Linked DNA regions of Homo sapiens: region 1 is linked to region 2. A link is a loop called in an ENCODE intact Hi-C map of the cell type or tissue named here. Cell type or tissue: tibial artery. All regions are shown on one strand.

The links. Hi-C counts contacts between places; a loop is a spot of excess contacts. Peaks named below come from ENCODE experiments on the same cell type or tissue, not always from the same donor. Only the 100,000 strongest peaks of a DNase experiment are listed, where the experiment ranks them.
Region 1: a loop joins it to region 2, with 2.8 times the contacts of the local background. A loop is called at or near these places in 63 of 110 quality-filtered maps.

What each region holds. Positions count from the first base shown.
Region 1 is chr18:74,480,786-74,488,785 of GRCh38, forward strand. No RefSeq gene overlaps it. Among named protein-coding and RNA genes, the nearest start is that of CNDP2, 12 kb to the right of the region's middle. In tibial artery, no CTCF peak of the experiment used is centred here; no DNase peak of the experiment used is centred here; H3K27ac peaks cover 1,926 bases; H3K27me3 peaks cover 264 bases.
Region 2 is chr18:74,196,983-74,204,982 of GRCh38, forward strand. No RefSeq gene overlaps it. Among named protein-coding and RNA genes, the nearest start is that of TIMM21, 52 kb to the left of the region's middle. RefSeq lists an enhancer at 619-1,275. In tibial artery, no CTCF peak of the experiment used is centred here; DNase peaks (open chromatin) are centred at 4,089, 6,089 and 6,449.

The sequences.
Region 1 (8,000 bases), 280 kb after region 2:
ATAAACCAAGTCTCCAGTGTGTGGCTGACTGTAAGGTACTGAGAGAGAAAAACACTGCAACTTGCCTGTTTATGCCTGGATTTTTCAGCGTGGCTTTCATTTCCTAATTAAATGCAAGACCTTAAAGCAAATGGGTCCAGGAAAGGTAATACATTGATTTGACTCAGACTTAATGGTAAGTGATGTTTCTGAGCCAAACATTGTTTTGAAAACCTTACTTGGGCACTGACAGTGCCAAGTATTTGAATGCAAACAGAAAATGCAGTCACATAAGTGAACATTTCTTCATGCATTTGGTTATTTTGCTATGTCCGAAGAAGGAATGAAAATCTCCGGTCTCTGCTTGCGGACTCTGTGTGGTAACACATGAGGCACAGGGCGTGGGCTGGCGTTTGGCCTGCCTCCTGCTTTCTTCCATTCCTCTGGCCCTGGGTAGACTGCTATCACCTAAAGCACACAGAACTTTGGATATTTGCAGGAACTTTTGATGGTTTCAATTTCCCTTTGCTTATCAAGGGTTTTTTTTTTTTTTTTTTTTTTTTAGACGGAGTCTTGCTCCGTCGCCCAGGCTGGAGTGCAGTGACGCAATCTTGGCTCACTGCAAGCTCCAACTCCCGGGTTCACACCATTCTCCTGTCTCAGCCTCCTGAGTAGCTGGGACTACAGGTGCCCGCCACCACGCCCAGCTAATTTTTTTGTATTTTTAGTAGAGACAGGGTTTCAACGTGTTAGCCAGGATGGTCTTGATCTCCTGACCTTGTGATCCATGTGCCTCGGCCTCCCAAAGTGCTGGGATTACAGGCGTGAGCCACTGCGCCCAGCCCTTATCAAGGGTTTTAAAGCTGTTTATATTCTGAAACAGGCTAGTGCTTTTTTCTCCTCTCACATAAAAAGCAAGTTGGGAAAATAGTTTCAAACTGCCAATAAAAGGTGTAGAAATTATGAATGTTTTTAAATCCCCAAATATACCCTTCTCTTCTCAAATAAGAAAATGGAAGGTAACTGGAAAGTCAGTCCATCAAAAAGGGAAAATTAGGCTGGGCACAGTGTCTCATGCCTCTCTAATCCCAGCACTCTGGGAGGCTGACGCAGGCAGATCACTTGAGGTCAGGAGTTTGAGACCAGCCTGGCCAACATGGCAAAACCTCTTCTCTACTAAAAATACAAAAATAAGCTAGCCATGGTGGCACATGCCTGTACTCCCAGCTACTCAGAAGGCAGAGGCAGGAGAATCACTTGAACCCGGGGATGGAGGCTGCAGTGAACTGAGATCACACCACTGCACTCCAACCTGGGTGACAGAGTAAGACCCTGTTTAAAAAAAATAATAATACTTAATTAAAAATAAAACAGGGAAATTGAAACCATCATCTCTTAACTGCCTTTACTTGCAGAAGAATAAACCACCTTGGCTTAGAAATAGTGATGATATAAAAAATCGTGAAACAGTAAGTACAACAGAGATGCTTTGGCAGAAATCTACTACGAGTTATTGATTAATGAGTATAATTTTGGGTGAACACATATATATTTTTATTATGTTTTAGTCCCTTTATTTTAAATCTGAAGTAAGCTGCAACAAGTGTTGTATGTTTATAATTAAATCCAGCATTCAGTTCTTTTCTACATAATCCATGCAATACGAGGAGTGAGGACAAGCAAGATTCAACATAAAACAAAGGTTTTTTCCTGATTAATTAGTGAATATAACCTTCAAATATTTGGATTTTTAAAAAAATAAATGGGAAATGAATAATGGCATTCTTGCAGTATCTAGGGATGACATAAATCCAGAAGGCTCACCCCAGGCTCACAGATGAATCCTGACAGTTTGTCACCTTGTAGAAGGTGACAAACCTGTCAATCAGCATGATTAGTTGCAAAGTTTCAAAATTAGCTTGAAGCTCACAACGGCATGGTAATGAAAATACATTAGTAGAGTAGAATAGATGCAAATGATTATGATAAAAATAAATCATTTTATTCAAGCTATTGTCATAATACAATGCATACATGAAAACAGAACCCAATAAGTAAACTCGGCCACCGGCCATCTCAGACCTTCCCAGCGTGGGCATCCGTGTGAGAGCCCGGGATTCTCAAAGCTCCCCTTGTGCTGCTCATGGGGCAGCTGCCCGCTTCCGACCTGTGTGTTTCCTGAAGTCTCCTTTCGTGTGATGGGCCGCAGCATGACATAAATTCTCTCTTCATGTATTCAGGTACATGAACCTCTAACCACAAGTGGAGTGCTACCATTTCTCCCAACAAGAAGTTCACGGTTTTCTCTTTGAAATACAAAAAATGGGGGACTTTGTGAAGCCGTGCTTAGAAATGCCAAATGGAAATTAAACTACATTTTGAGAATTAAACTATATTTTGGAAATTCTGCCAAAGTTAACTTTTTTATGTTGAGCGTCTTTTTTTTTTCAATAAAAGACAAAAATGCATGAGTCCAGTCACCTTTCAGGGTTTTGGAAAGCCTAACAAGGATGTTTTCACAAATGTAGACAAGACAGCCCCTCTTCTCAGCCACCACCCTCAGCTTGCCACACATGCAGGTTAAATGAAAGTAACTAGAAAGGTGGCAGATTACAGAGGAAAAAATATAGCCTCGAGGTTTGCTCTGAGGATCGAAGAATGAAATGAATAATGAAACGTACTTTGTGAACTGCTAAGCATTACAATTTTTGAACGGTACTGTTTCTTTTTTTTTTTTTTTTTTGAGACGGAGTCTCGCTCTGTCACCCAAGCTGGAGTGCAGTGGCAGGATCTTGGCTCATTGAAACCTCTACCTCCCGCATTCAAGCAATTCTCCTGTCTCAGCCTCCTGAGTAGCTGAGACTAAAGATGTGCGCCACCACCCCAGCTAATTTTTGTATTTTTAGTAGAGGCGGGGTTTCACCATATTGGTCAGGCTGGCCTCGAACTCCTGACCTCAGGTGATCCACCCACCTAGGCCTCCCAAAGTGCTGGGATTACAGGCATGAGCCACCACACCTGGACTGAACGGTATTTTTTAAAGGGCGTTTCTGCATTTTTCTTCGATTTAATGACTGCAAGAAACCTCAAGGGAAGTTACCATAATTTAGTTTCATATACGATCTAAAGATTCAATTCAAGTATACCTGAAAACGTAGAACCATGTGAAGGCTATTTAAACAGCTGTCACACCCAGCTGGCGATTGGTCCAGCATCTCAAAACCTGTACATGAATCGAGGAAGGGGCTTTCTTTCCTTATGTCCAAGGACTGTACATATGGCAGAAATTTTGGACTGTGTTGCAGTTTTGCTGGGGTCAGGGATTATACTTATTTTTTGCCTTGGATAGAATTAGATTGCCTATAGGCACTTATAACCTGCAAAAGTAGTTTTATGCATTTATTCAGATGTGCAGTCTCAGATTATAAGTAACTATAATCTTGAGTCTCAAACCTTTATAGTCTACATAAATATATATAAATACACATATGTGTACATATACACATAGATAATACATATATATATATATATATATATATATATTTTGAGATGGAGTTTCACTCTTGTTGCCCAGGCTGGAGTGCAACGGCATGATCTCAGCTCACTGCAACCTCCACCTTCCAGATTCAAGTGATTCTCCTGCCTCAGCCTCCCGAGTGGCTGGGATTACAGGCATGCACCACCACACCCAGCTAGTTTTGTATTTTTAGTAGAGATGGGTTTCTCCATGTTGGTTAGGCTGGTCTTGAACTTCCGACCTCAGGTGATCTGCCTGCCTTGACCTCCCAAAGTGCTGGGATTATAGGCGTGAGCCACTCCACCTGGCCAATACATATTTTATATATGTACTCTCACTGTATATATATAATTCTGCTTGCCAGTGTGGGAAGAGTTGGGGGAAGAGAAAGCATGGTAACTTTCCTGCAGCTATAAACCTGCTTGAGAGGAAGATCTGAAGCAGAGAAGGAAAGAAGCAAAGAAAGAATAGCTTCATCCACCCATTCATTTATTCACTTACTCTTCAAATTCATATGGAGCCAGGCATGTGGCTAGTTCAGTATTTGAGGTCAAAGTTCGGTGTTGGCTGGTGCTTTGTGCTGGCATGACGTACAGTGATATTTCAGAACAGTCTTTCAAAATGTCATATTTTGAAAATCTATGTGCCACACTAACACATCAACAGTAATGCATCTCTAAAAGACAAACGTTAAAAAAGAAAAACGCAGTGTTAAGCTGATCACAAGACTCCTATTCAGACACATGGCAGCCAAACTCTATCTCTAGTAAAAAAAATATATGTATGGCTAAAAATAACGGCAGTAAAACAGAGAACATACTGTCCGGAAGGCGCAGACATGACAGCACAGGACAAAAAACCAGAACGACAGATCTAACCACTAACCACAGCCACATTGAGATTTACTCTCATTCCATGATGTTTTTTTTTTTTTTTTTTTTTTTTTTTTTTTTTTTTTTTTTTGAGACGGAGTCTCGCTCTGTCGCCCAGGCCAGACTGCGGACTGCAGTGGCGCAATCTCGGCTCACTGCAAGCTCCGCTTCCCCGGGTTCACGCCATTCTCCTGCCTCAGCCTCCCGAGTAGCTGGGACTACAGGCGCCCGCCACCGCGCCCGGCTAATTTTTTGTATTTTTAGTAGAGACGGGGTTTCACCTTGTTAGCCAGGATGGTCTCGATCTCCTGACCTCATGATCCACCCGCCTCGGCCTCCCAAAGTGCTGGGATTACAGGCGTGAGCCACCGCGCCCGGCCTCCATGATGTTTTTATTGACCTTTGTAAAAAGCCTGTAAGTACTAGTGGAAAAAGCGATGCCTTATGTTTTGAAGCTCTTTTGAGCTTTTTGAATGTGAAAATCTGTGGCATAGTGCAGAAAGATTTCACTGAATTGGAGGAGATTGCAGCCAATTTTTTGAATTCATTAAATTAACTTTCTTTAACATACTTAGAGTTAAGGTATTATATAATTGTTCTGAACCAGAGAGCAAGAAGTACTCATAGAAAATGTTTAGACTAGGTTTTGCTGCTGCTGCTGCTGTTTTGGGTGGAGGGTAGTCATGGGAATAATTGGAGTTCCTTCAAAGTAGTGATTTACAAGACTTTAAGGGCTTAATTCTGTATGCTTGTTTGCATCTTCTTAACTGCCTACTTGAACTTCTCTGCCCAGGTTGGCCCCTCTAGATTCTTGGATAAAAATGCTGCCTGGGGACCATGGAATCAAGAAGCATGCACTGAGTCCAGCGGCAGCTTTTAACTTAAGGATAAAAATAGCTCTGTTTTTACAATGCAGAGAGAGAGTCCCAACCTGATCCCAAAACTGTGGGGAAAGAAGGCACGGGAACCTTCTGCCTCCTGCTGCTTGCTTCTTTCCCGCACTTTCCCTAGTGAGCCAGTGAAAATGGCCAAAAGGCCTGTCCTGCCATGTGTCCAGTGAGCTGGGCTGTCCCACAGGCCCTGTGGGGTGTGCCAGCTGTGCAGCCCGTGTCCTGGGACAAGTCCCAGAAGGCCCTCCATGCCCACACTGCTCTAGGGGGTCCCCAAGCACAGATGGCTGCACTGTGTGCTGTGCGGTTCTGCCAGGTGGGCACCAGACCCAAAGGCAGCCATCAGCATGTGGGATTGGGCCAGTGGCTCTGGTGGCCTGGAGGGAGCCTGGAGTGAGCATCCTGCCCAGCTGGGGAAGTTTAGTTCTAATGATAACTTGCTAAATGAATCACAGGCTCTCTTTTGAGAAATTTCAACCTGAGATGTGGGAAACAAAGTATCCAAGTAGAAACTGGAAGCAGCAGAATGACAGACAGCAGGGAACAAAGGCCGGGTGGTGTGGACGCCTCGGCAGCTGCCGGTCATCAGAGGGGGGCTGACCATCCCATGGTGTGGACGCCTCTGCAGCTGCCGGTCATCAGAGGGGGGCTGGCCGTCCCACGCAGCGTGTTCTCCCAGTTCACCGTGAGAAGCTCTTCCCTGGTAAGCCCCGGTAGCCTTAGCAACCTGTGTGCTACTCTGTTCCTGGCTGCTTGAAAGTCTAACCCAGGGAGGTTCAGGAAATATGTTAGGCCTGGTCCCGACCCTAAAGGAGCCTGTCCTGCAGTAAAGGCTGGGTGGGTGGGTGGGTGGGGTGGGGGGACAAGACTAAAGATCAACAGAGAGCAAGGAAGAAGCTGCCTTACCCTCCCCAACCTGCTTTCAATCTCATTCTCAAAGCATCTTCCTGGGCTAGGAATTGGAAAACACACGGTTATTTGTTAGGTACAAAAGTTACTACCTGTGGGGTGTTGTACTGTCCCACATGTACAAGCCATTATTCTAGAGAAACAGATTCTGGGCAGAGAGCACATTCCCACTTTCTGTGCTCATAAATGCTCTCTGCAGGGACACACAACTTACTAGGTGGGAGACTGTGGCAGGATGAAGTGAAGCAGGAATCCAGGGGTCACTTGGTCCCTGCAGTCCTTCATCTATCCTGTTGCTGTCACTTAGGCCAGAACTCGTACCCCCTGCGGCTGGGGACACACAAATTGAAAAGACACCTGCTGTCCATAGACAGCAGCACTGGCATCAGCCATGAGCTTCACATCAACCTGGGGCAGAGGGGAAAACAGGAGGCGAGGGGAGGGACATGAATTCTAACTACGACTAAGGTCCCATGGGAACTAAGAAAATTCACTGGAGTGAGTGCCTCTATCTGGAAAGGATTCTATTAGTTTCTACATCAGATAGACCTGGGCCTTTGAGATAACAATCAAGTATAGTTATAAAAAAATTAAATCGTGTTTTGCAGATAAAGCATTGGGGCTTAAATTCTCTAACACACATAAGGCGCTTCTGCAGCCCCCTGCATGCAGCAGGTGCGTAGCCAGGCAAGCCGGTATTCTGTCTCCCACCCATACAGTAGGATGGACTGGTGGTGAGTGACGGGAGGGACGCACTGGACTAGCACACTGGGTGCCGCAGCTGAGACACAAGGAGAGAAAGGCCCAGAGAATGGCAGCTGTGCAAATAAGAGAAGTGTTTGAATGTGGAAGCCATTTCAGATGAAAATCATGTCAGTCATATTTAAATAAGTATAGATCTGTCCTGGTCAAATAGTGTCTCCACAAAAGTCATGCCCACCTGGAATATATGCATGTGGCTTATTTGGAAATGGGGTCGTCGCAGATGCCATCCAGTTAAGAGGAGGTCAGGCCAGGCGCAGTGGCTCACGCCTGCAGTCTGGCACTTTAGGAAGCTGAGGTGGGAGGATCACTGGAGCCCAGGAGTTTGAGACCAGCCTGAGCGACACAGGCAGACCCTGCCTCTACCAAAAAAAAAAAAAAATTACGTTTTTTAAAAAAGTTAAAAGGGGTTGGGCGCGGTGACTCACGCCTATAATCCCAGCACTTTGGGAGGCTGAGGTGGGCGGATCACTTGAGGTCAGGAGTTCCAGACCAGCCTGGGCAACATGGTGAAACCACTCGACTAAAAATACAAAAACCAGCCAGGCATGGTGGTGGGTGCCTGTAGTCCCAGCTACTCAGGAGGCCGAGGCATGAGAATCACTTGAACTCGGGAGACAGAGGTTGCAGTGAGCTGAGATCATACCATTGCCCTCCAGCCTGGGTGACGGAGAGAGACTTGTCTCAAAAGAAAAAAAAAGTAAAAGGAGGTCCCCTGGATTAGGATGGGCCCTATCCAATGACTGGTGTCCTTCTTACTAGGCCATAGACACAGACATACACAGAGGGAAGATGGCTGATATGGTTTGAGTCTCTGCCCCCACCCAAATCTCATCCGGTACTGCAATCCCCATGTATCAGGCGAGCGGTCTGGTGTGAGGTGATTGGATCACGGGGGCGGATATCCCTGTTGCCGTTCTGGTAACGTTGAGTGTGTTCTCATGAGATGTGGTGGTGTGAAAGTGTGTGGCACTCTCCTTTTCTCTCCTGCTCCACCATGGTAAAATGTGCTTGCTTCCCCTTCACCTTCCACCATGGTTGTCAGTTTCCTGAGGCCTCCCCAGTCTTGCG
Region 2 (8,000 bases):
TTCACTCTTTGGGGGAGGGAGAGAATTCAGCTAAACTTGTGTTGTATTTTGCACAAAAGGGATATGGCCAGTATGTAAAGTAACATGCATTTAATGGGAAAAGTGAAGCAATTGATATACTCTTAAAGTGTTTATTACTTGAAATGTTGGAAGTTTGAAATCATTCCCACTCTCTCCCAAAGGGAATATTTTGTTCATCACTGGATTTATCAGAGAAAAAAGCAAAAAGAAAGTGAGTACAAAATCCCCAAGACCTAAGTGCATTAGAAATCTCAAAGGGACTATGAAACATTCCCCTGATGTTTTTCCCCCATAAGAAGCTTAATTTGCTAAAACCCTTTCACTCCTGTAATCCCAGCACTCTGGGAGGCCGAGGTAGGCGGATCATGAGGTCAGGAGATCAAGACCATCCTGGCTAACACGGTGAAACCCTGTCTCTACTAAAAAAAAAAAAAAATACAAAAAGTTAGCCAGGAGCAGTGGCGGGCACCTGTAGTCCCAGCTACTCGGGAGGCTGAGACAGGAGAATGGCATTAACCTGGGAGGCAGAGCTTGCACTGAGCCGAGTTCACACCATTGCACTCCAGCCTGGGTGACAGAGGGAGACTCTGTCTAAAAAAAAAGAAAAAACACTTTAAAAGATATATTTTAATTTGAGAAAGAGTTTTTTAAATGTATTTTCTCCAAAAGCCACATTGTATATAGCCTGGTCCCGGAAATGCTCCTCCCCTCCCACTTGGAGAAGCCAGTAGGGCAGGAAGCTCTCCTGGTGCATGCCTGTGGGCCTCCTGTTTCTGTGAAGTGGGGTATGGCTCCTCTGTTTTGCATAACTGGAGAGCTGAAAGGGACATTAAACAAAGGGCAGAACATGAACCCGGAAATCCCTACCAGGCCAACGATCCAGAGGCTGCTCTCTGTGCCACTTCCCCATGCCCTGGGCATGGAGCTCACCGGAGATTAACCCAGCTTCCCTGAGCCCAGGGGAACCTAGGCTCGGCACCACCACCCCCAGGAGTTTCCCGGGATTGTAAGCCAGTGGCATAAGTCAGCTGGATGCAGAGAATGACCTGTAAACCCTGGGCAACATGCATCCTAGCTTTGCCTGCAGCAGTCAGAGCCAGGGGGCTGAGGAGGCTCGGCCGGGGCGGGGGCAGTGGTTCAGTCCCCCTGGTCCCTGCCCAGGGTTGAGGCAGAGGGAAAGAGAGCAATCAGGTTGTGGGTGGGGGCAAGCCCATGCTCAGCCACTGGGGCCATGCCAGGTGGGGACGTCCAGCTCCCGGACACAGTGCGCTGGGACAATGCCAGAGCCTGCAGGTCAGGCCATGGTGGGGCCTGGCTCCACTGCTCAGGCTTCAGGCAGAAGGGCACGAGGTTGGAACAGGAGCTGTTGATGGGACTCAGAGCTAGAAGAGGATGAGCAGGAAGAGAGGGCAAACAGAGAATGAGGGTATCCCCAAAGGAGGGTCCACTTGGATGACATGGCCAGCTCCAAGAGCCACCTCCAGGTCCTGGTCCTTACATCCAAATCCTAAGTCCTAGGGAGCAGCATGTCCATGCAGATGGGCTGTGCCCTGTGCCCCTCAGTGCTCAGACAACAGAGGTGGCACAGACGCACTGCACCCAGCACAGCTGTGGTGCCCTGAGGCCTCAGGTGTCCGGATGTTGCTCAGGTGCCCTGGTGGCTCAGGGGAGAGCAGACTCAGTCACAGTGGCTGGGCATGGCAGGAAGTGGCTCCTGGGTGTACAACATGGGAGGCCAGCATCATCTGGCCAACAGATCCTGCCAAGATGGGACAGGGTCGGAAATGGAAGACAATAGGGCTTCCATGAAGTACTCAGACTGCCTATGAGATGGCAATAGGCCCCAGGACTTAGCAGCGCTCTGACAGGGAGCTGGAGGTGGGGATAGGATGGACCTGAGGTCCGGGTGCTGGAGGTGGGGACAGGATGGACCTGAGGTCCGGGTGAGGGAGCTGGAGGTGGGGACAGGATGGGCCTGAGGTCTGGGTAAGGGAGCTGGAGGTGGGGACAGGATGGACCTGAGGTCCGGGTGAACTGCTGGAGGGAGGCTTCTCAGGCCACAGTGCAAAGGAGGAAGAAAACGCTTTCAAAGCCCAGGTCAGGGGTGGGGAGGTTACGAGTGATGGCCAGCGGGTTAACAAGCCATGCCAGAAACTACTGGAAAACCCAAGACTGTAGACACTTTCTAAAAGTTCATTTGAAATTATTATACCTTGGGTGATAAGGATAAGAAAAATTGGGAAGTTTGCTACATCAGCAGCCTAGTGGAGGTGAAGAGCTTGAAGCTTGGAGTCCTTATTAACTATGAGACTTTAAATAAGTAACTGAATCTCTTTGTAGCTGTTTTCTCATCTGTGAAACAAGGACACGGACACGTACACTCCTTTCCTCAAAATCCTTTTTCAAGGATAAAAACGAGTTACTGGATACACAGCACTCATAATGGTACCTGGCATATAGCTCAGAGAGTGTTAGCAACTGTTATTATCATCATCTTCTCCCTGGGAAAGAGGAAAACGTCATGCCCGTGATATGTTGGGGGCAATTAATAAATTGGGCCAGGTGCGGTGGCTCACACCTGTAACCCCAGAACTTTGGGAGGCCCAGGAGGGAGGACTGCTTGAGGCCAGGGGTTCAAGACCAGCCTGGGCAACATAGCAAGACCCTATCTCTACAAAAAAATTAAAAATTAGCAACCCTATCTCTACAAAAAAAACTAAAAATTAGCTGGGCCTGGTGTCACAGGCACCTGTAGTCCCAGCTACTCTGGAGGCTGAGACAGGAGGATGGCTTGAGCCCAGGAGTTGAGACTGCAGTGAGCTATGATGGTGCCACTGCACTCCAGCCTCGGTGACAGGGTGAGACCCCATCTCTTGAAAAAAAAAGCGGGGACTTTGCAACAAAGTCATTTGAAAAAAAATAAAACATGTTTCTGTAAAATCATCTTGTCTCCCAACAATCAAGTCTCAGGTTGTGTCCATGGGGTTATGGCTCTCTCACTTCCCAGCCAGACTATGAAGGAGCGAAGCCCCGTCCTTGGGAAGAGGAGACGTGAGCCAGGCAGGATGGGCCCAAGGAGGGAGTCCCTTAGAAACTGTCCAGATGAAGGCTAACGAGGTGCAGCTCCACCCAGCCTCCTCGGGCTCTCCTTCCCACAGGAGCCTCTCATCCTGCGATGGCCACATTCTACCCTGGGTGGTGTGGGGCACTGGTGCTTGTGTGTTCTCCGTTGTGGGCGGGGGGCTGGGAGTGTGGGGCATGGACAGAAGGCACGATTTCTTCATTCACTAAACTCCAATGGATCAGCTTCCTTATTTTCTTCTTATGTGCCTGGTGTGAAGAGTGCTTGATTTAGCCAAAATCCATGGGAAAAAAATAAAAATTAAATGTTTTTCAGTTCATGGGAGAGGAAAACTGTGATGCAGTGTGTGTAAGTTGCTCAGATGACTACCACAAAGAACAGAAAAGGAGGTGGGAAGCCAATCACAAAACCTCGGCTTCCTTAGTTATTTGGGATAAAAATAATTTTGCTGCCAGCTTTCCCGGGAGGGCACCTGAGAAGGACGACTCCGCGGACCCGTTTGACTAAGACATTTCTAACATAAGTCACATAGGGGCCCTTCTTCATGCTCCTCTCCTACTTTGCCAAACATCGCACACAGGAAAATAAAAGACTCTTAGATTTCACAATCTCCTTTTCTTCTTTTATTTCCTCAAACAGCTTCTCTTTCTGTTCAAAGGACATAAAATCTCCCTGTGTGTCCACTGGAATATCTGGGCAGGAGACAGAGCGGCAACGCCACGACTTGTGTCCTGTTTGTTCTGCTTCTGAACGCACACGGGGTCTGAAGCGCCCCTTCTCCTTTTGTGGCCCTGGCTGGACTGTGGTTTGCAGAGTCCGTCTTTCCCCTCAGCCCCCGTGGGAAGCGCCCAGGGCCACGTGGGGAGAGCTGCACTCCCCAGCCAGGATTCCCACTCGGGCATTGCTCTCATGGAGGGAGGATGCATTGGCGCTTCCATTCCAACACTGCGGGTGCTGCCCTAAGCCGCCTGGGAGGGACTTTGACTCACGCTCTGCACGACTAAAGGTGAATGACAGTGGTGCAGGAGGGGTCATGCCAGTGGCCCCAGGTGGGCTGCATAGCCCTGAAGAAGGGACACAGGCTCCGACTCTAACAGAATCGGCTGTGAACCCTGACTCTGCCCTCTTAAAAATGAAGGGCAGTAGAATAGGCCGCCCCAACACATGCCGCTTTGGCGTAAGGATTATTCTGAGCTCAGGGCACTTGAAAACCAGCAGGTGCAAGAAGGAGACCCTGACTTTCCTTTTTCTTCCTGTAAGCAAGAGATGAAACCCTGTGTGAAAGATGCCCCCCCTCCACCAGGAGAAAGGAAGAGATCCTTGTCATCAGAGTCAAAGCCCAGGGTGCTCTACAAACAAACCTTGTGAAGCCAACACTTACCTTCCTGGTCATTTGCCCCCAACTGACTGCCCTACCCAAGCCCCTTTGTCTTGTCATGTTTCCACAATTTATGACACTTTGTTCAACCTAGTGCATAAGTTCGTGGCCCCAACTCCTTCTTTGGGTCTTCGTTTTTCTTGTGAGGGCTCCCATGTCTATACAAAAATTACTTAATAAAATCTGCCTACTTTTCTCCTCTGAAGCTGTCTCTGTCAGTGGATTCACTGGGCTCATCTAGCAACTCTAAAAGGGCTGAGGAGAAATTTTGCATCCCCAACACAAACTAAAACCTGAAAGATGACTTAGCTGCTCTAAATATTGACCTGGTCATCTATAAAATCAAGGTAAGTGTTGGAAGTTTGCTGCATCCCCCCAAAAAGATATGTAAATGTGACCTTATGTGGAAATACAATCATTGCAGATATCATTAATGTGTGAATGAAGATAGATCATACTGGATTTGGATGGGCCCTAAGTCCAGTGCCGGGTGTTCTTATGGGAAGAGGTGGGACACAGAGAGATACACATGCAGAGGCCAGGCGAGGACAGAGGCAGCGATTGGAGTAATGTACCCACATATCAAGGAACAGAGAGGATTGCCAACAACCACCTCTCCAGAGGCTGGAGGAAGCAGGATGGACCCTCCCCTAGAGTCTTCAGAGGGAGAATGGCCCTGAGGACACCTTGATTTTGGACTTCTGGCCTCCAGAGCTGTGGGAGAGTAAATTTCTGTTACTACACCACCTAGTCTATGGTACTTGGTTACAGCATCTCTGGGCAACTAATACAGTGGGCTGGCTGTGAGGATTAAATGAGATTACGTAAGTAAATGCTTGTTCAGTGTTATATATCATCCCCTTTTTTTTTTTCTCTTCCCTAGGAACTAGAAATAGAAATAAACCCAAGAAGGGCTTTGATAATGCTGCTGTCACCTGAGAACTTAAAGGTGAGTCCTGCTGTGCTTTGATCAATCTAACCAAAACGCACAACCAGATTATGCATTCAGAGGCTCAGAGATTTGGAGCTGAGGGGTTTGACCCCACAGATATGAGGGGTATCTGCATGAAGCCTTACAGGAAAGGGTCTCAGTCTGAGCTGGTGACTGGATGCCTCAATGGGCCCCAACCCTGGGCAGGGGGTCCTTGGGACATGGGAGGAGCAGAAGCTGCCAAGTGAATTGTTTTGCTCTGTGATGGCAGAAGGACCTCAGGCCAGTCAGAGCCCAGGACCCCAGTGATTGGTAAGATGAGGGACACAGGTGATCTCCAAGTCCTCTCCATCCTCTCACTTCAGTAGCGCAATGAGTCCAAAATGTGGGGATCCAGGAATCCCAAGAGACCAGCCCCTGAGGCAGTGATACCATATGAGTTGTGCTATTCCAAAAGGACATCTCAAATCCATATTTATGCTTGATGCCCAATCCTACTCAATCCTCTATACTTGTGAGAGTAGCTCAGTTGCTGGAAATCATTTTTTCAGTTTCGTTGAAGATTAGTTGGCCTCGAGGCTCTGGTCTAGTAGAAGAGAAGTCCAGCGTTTGAATCAGATCATGGAAGATGGCTCTAGAGGAAGCTGATGTGCACATGTGTGGAGCCTGGGGGTCACCAGCCCAGTCACAGCCACGGCCCACGAGGGTCACCAGCCCAGTCACAGCACGGCCCACAGAGTACGGTCTTCCCATGGCCACAGAAGGAAGGGCTGGCCTCCCTGGCCATGATGGTGCTCTCAGTGCCCACGTGACGGGGATGGCACCATGTTCTTCCCCAGGGCTGCCATAACAAGGAACCACACCCAGGAAGACTTAGATACAGCTGTGGAAGCTGGAATTCCGAGATGAAGGTGCCCAGGGGCTGGTTCCTTCCGAGGGCACGGAGAGAGAAGCTGTTCTTGGCCTCTCTCCCTGCTTCTGGCAGCTGCTGGCAACCTTTGGTGCTCGTTGGTGTGCAGAAGCATCACCTCGACTTCTGCCTCCATCTTCACAGGGCCTTCTCCCTGCATGCATGTCTGTCTCCGCATCCACATTTCCCCTTTTGAAAAGGACACAGTCATACTGGCTTAGGGCCCACCCTAATGACCACATTGGAATTTGATTGCCTCTATAAAGACCCTATCTCCAAATAAGGTCACATTCTGAGGTACTGGGGGTTAGGACTTCAACATATGAAATTTTAAGGGACACATTTCAACCCATAATTGGTGGGTGCCCTTGCCCCGGGACTCCAGCTTCAGGGGAGCTGGGGGAAGGCCTTAAAGGCTGTAACACACAGTAGCCACATGGACAGGTTTCTGTGGCTTGCCTTCCAGAACCCAAGGCTATGCGGCTGTCAGACTTTTTTAGCATCTAGTGTCAGAAACACAACTCAAGCAAGTTTAGGCATAAAGGAAATTTAACAACCTCTGGAATCAAAAAAAAAAAAAAAATGGGTGGGGATTGTTCAGCCAGATATAAGAAGGCCAGAGATGCAGCTGCCTTCAAGGATAGCTGGGTCAGGCCTTGACCCCACGAGGATCTCCTCTCTGCACGTCAGCTCCCTCCACGCGGTGCAGCTGGCTTCCTTGGTGGGCCAGGAACAAGGCTGCACAGTGGCCTCACAGCCTGCGTGTCAGGGATGGGCTCCTCTTTGGCTCTGCTTCAGAAAGTCCCAGGAGAGGCCATCCCGGACCTGCCAGCTATGGGCTGGGAGGTGGGATGCAGGGGAAGCCCAGCAGTCTCACCAAGGCCACGTGCATAGAATCAGGAGTGGCAGGGGAGTGAGGACAGTCCCAAAACAAGTGGCACAAAAGGAACATATCGTGGGCCCCCAAAATCACTGAGCTAAAGGGAAAATTCCAGCTGGGAGCTGCTCAGGGCAAATCTGCCTCTCATTCTATTCAGTCATCCCTCTGCTCACTGAGATAGATGCATACTCTGATTGCCTCCTTCGGAAGGCTTATCAGAAATTCAAAAGAATGCAACTGTTTGTGACCTGGAAGCCCCCTCCCTACTTTGAGTTGTCCCTGCCTTTCTGGACAGAACCAATGTACTGCTCACATATATTGATTGATATCTCATGTCTCCCTAAAATGTGTAAAACCAAGCTATGCCCGACCACCTTCAGCACAGGTCATCAGGACCTCCTGAGGCTGTCACAGGTGTGTCCTCAACCTTGGCAAAATGAACTTTCTAAATTAACTGAGGCCTGTCTCAAATGTTGGGGGTTCACAGTGGCAAGTTGTTTGGGTGAGGGTGGGAGAAGAAGGGGGATGGGCGAGGGTGGGAGAAGGAGGGGGATGGGTGAGGGTGGGAGAAGGAGGGGGATGGGTGAGGGTGGGAGAAGGAGGGGGATGGGTGAGGGTGGGAGAAGAAGGGGGATGGGTGAGTGTGGGAGAAGGAGGGGGATGGGTGAGTGTGGGAGAAGGAGGGGGATGGGTGAGGGGGCGAGAAGAAGGGGGAAAGTTACAATGTAAGTAGACATCCATGACACTGAAGTCTGGGTAGCTTGAGTTATTTCCCCAAGGCCTGGCCAGCCCCAAGAA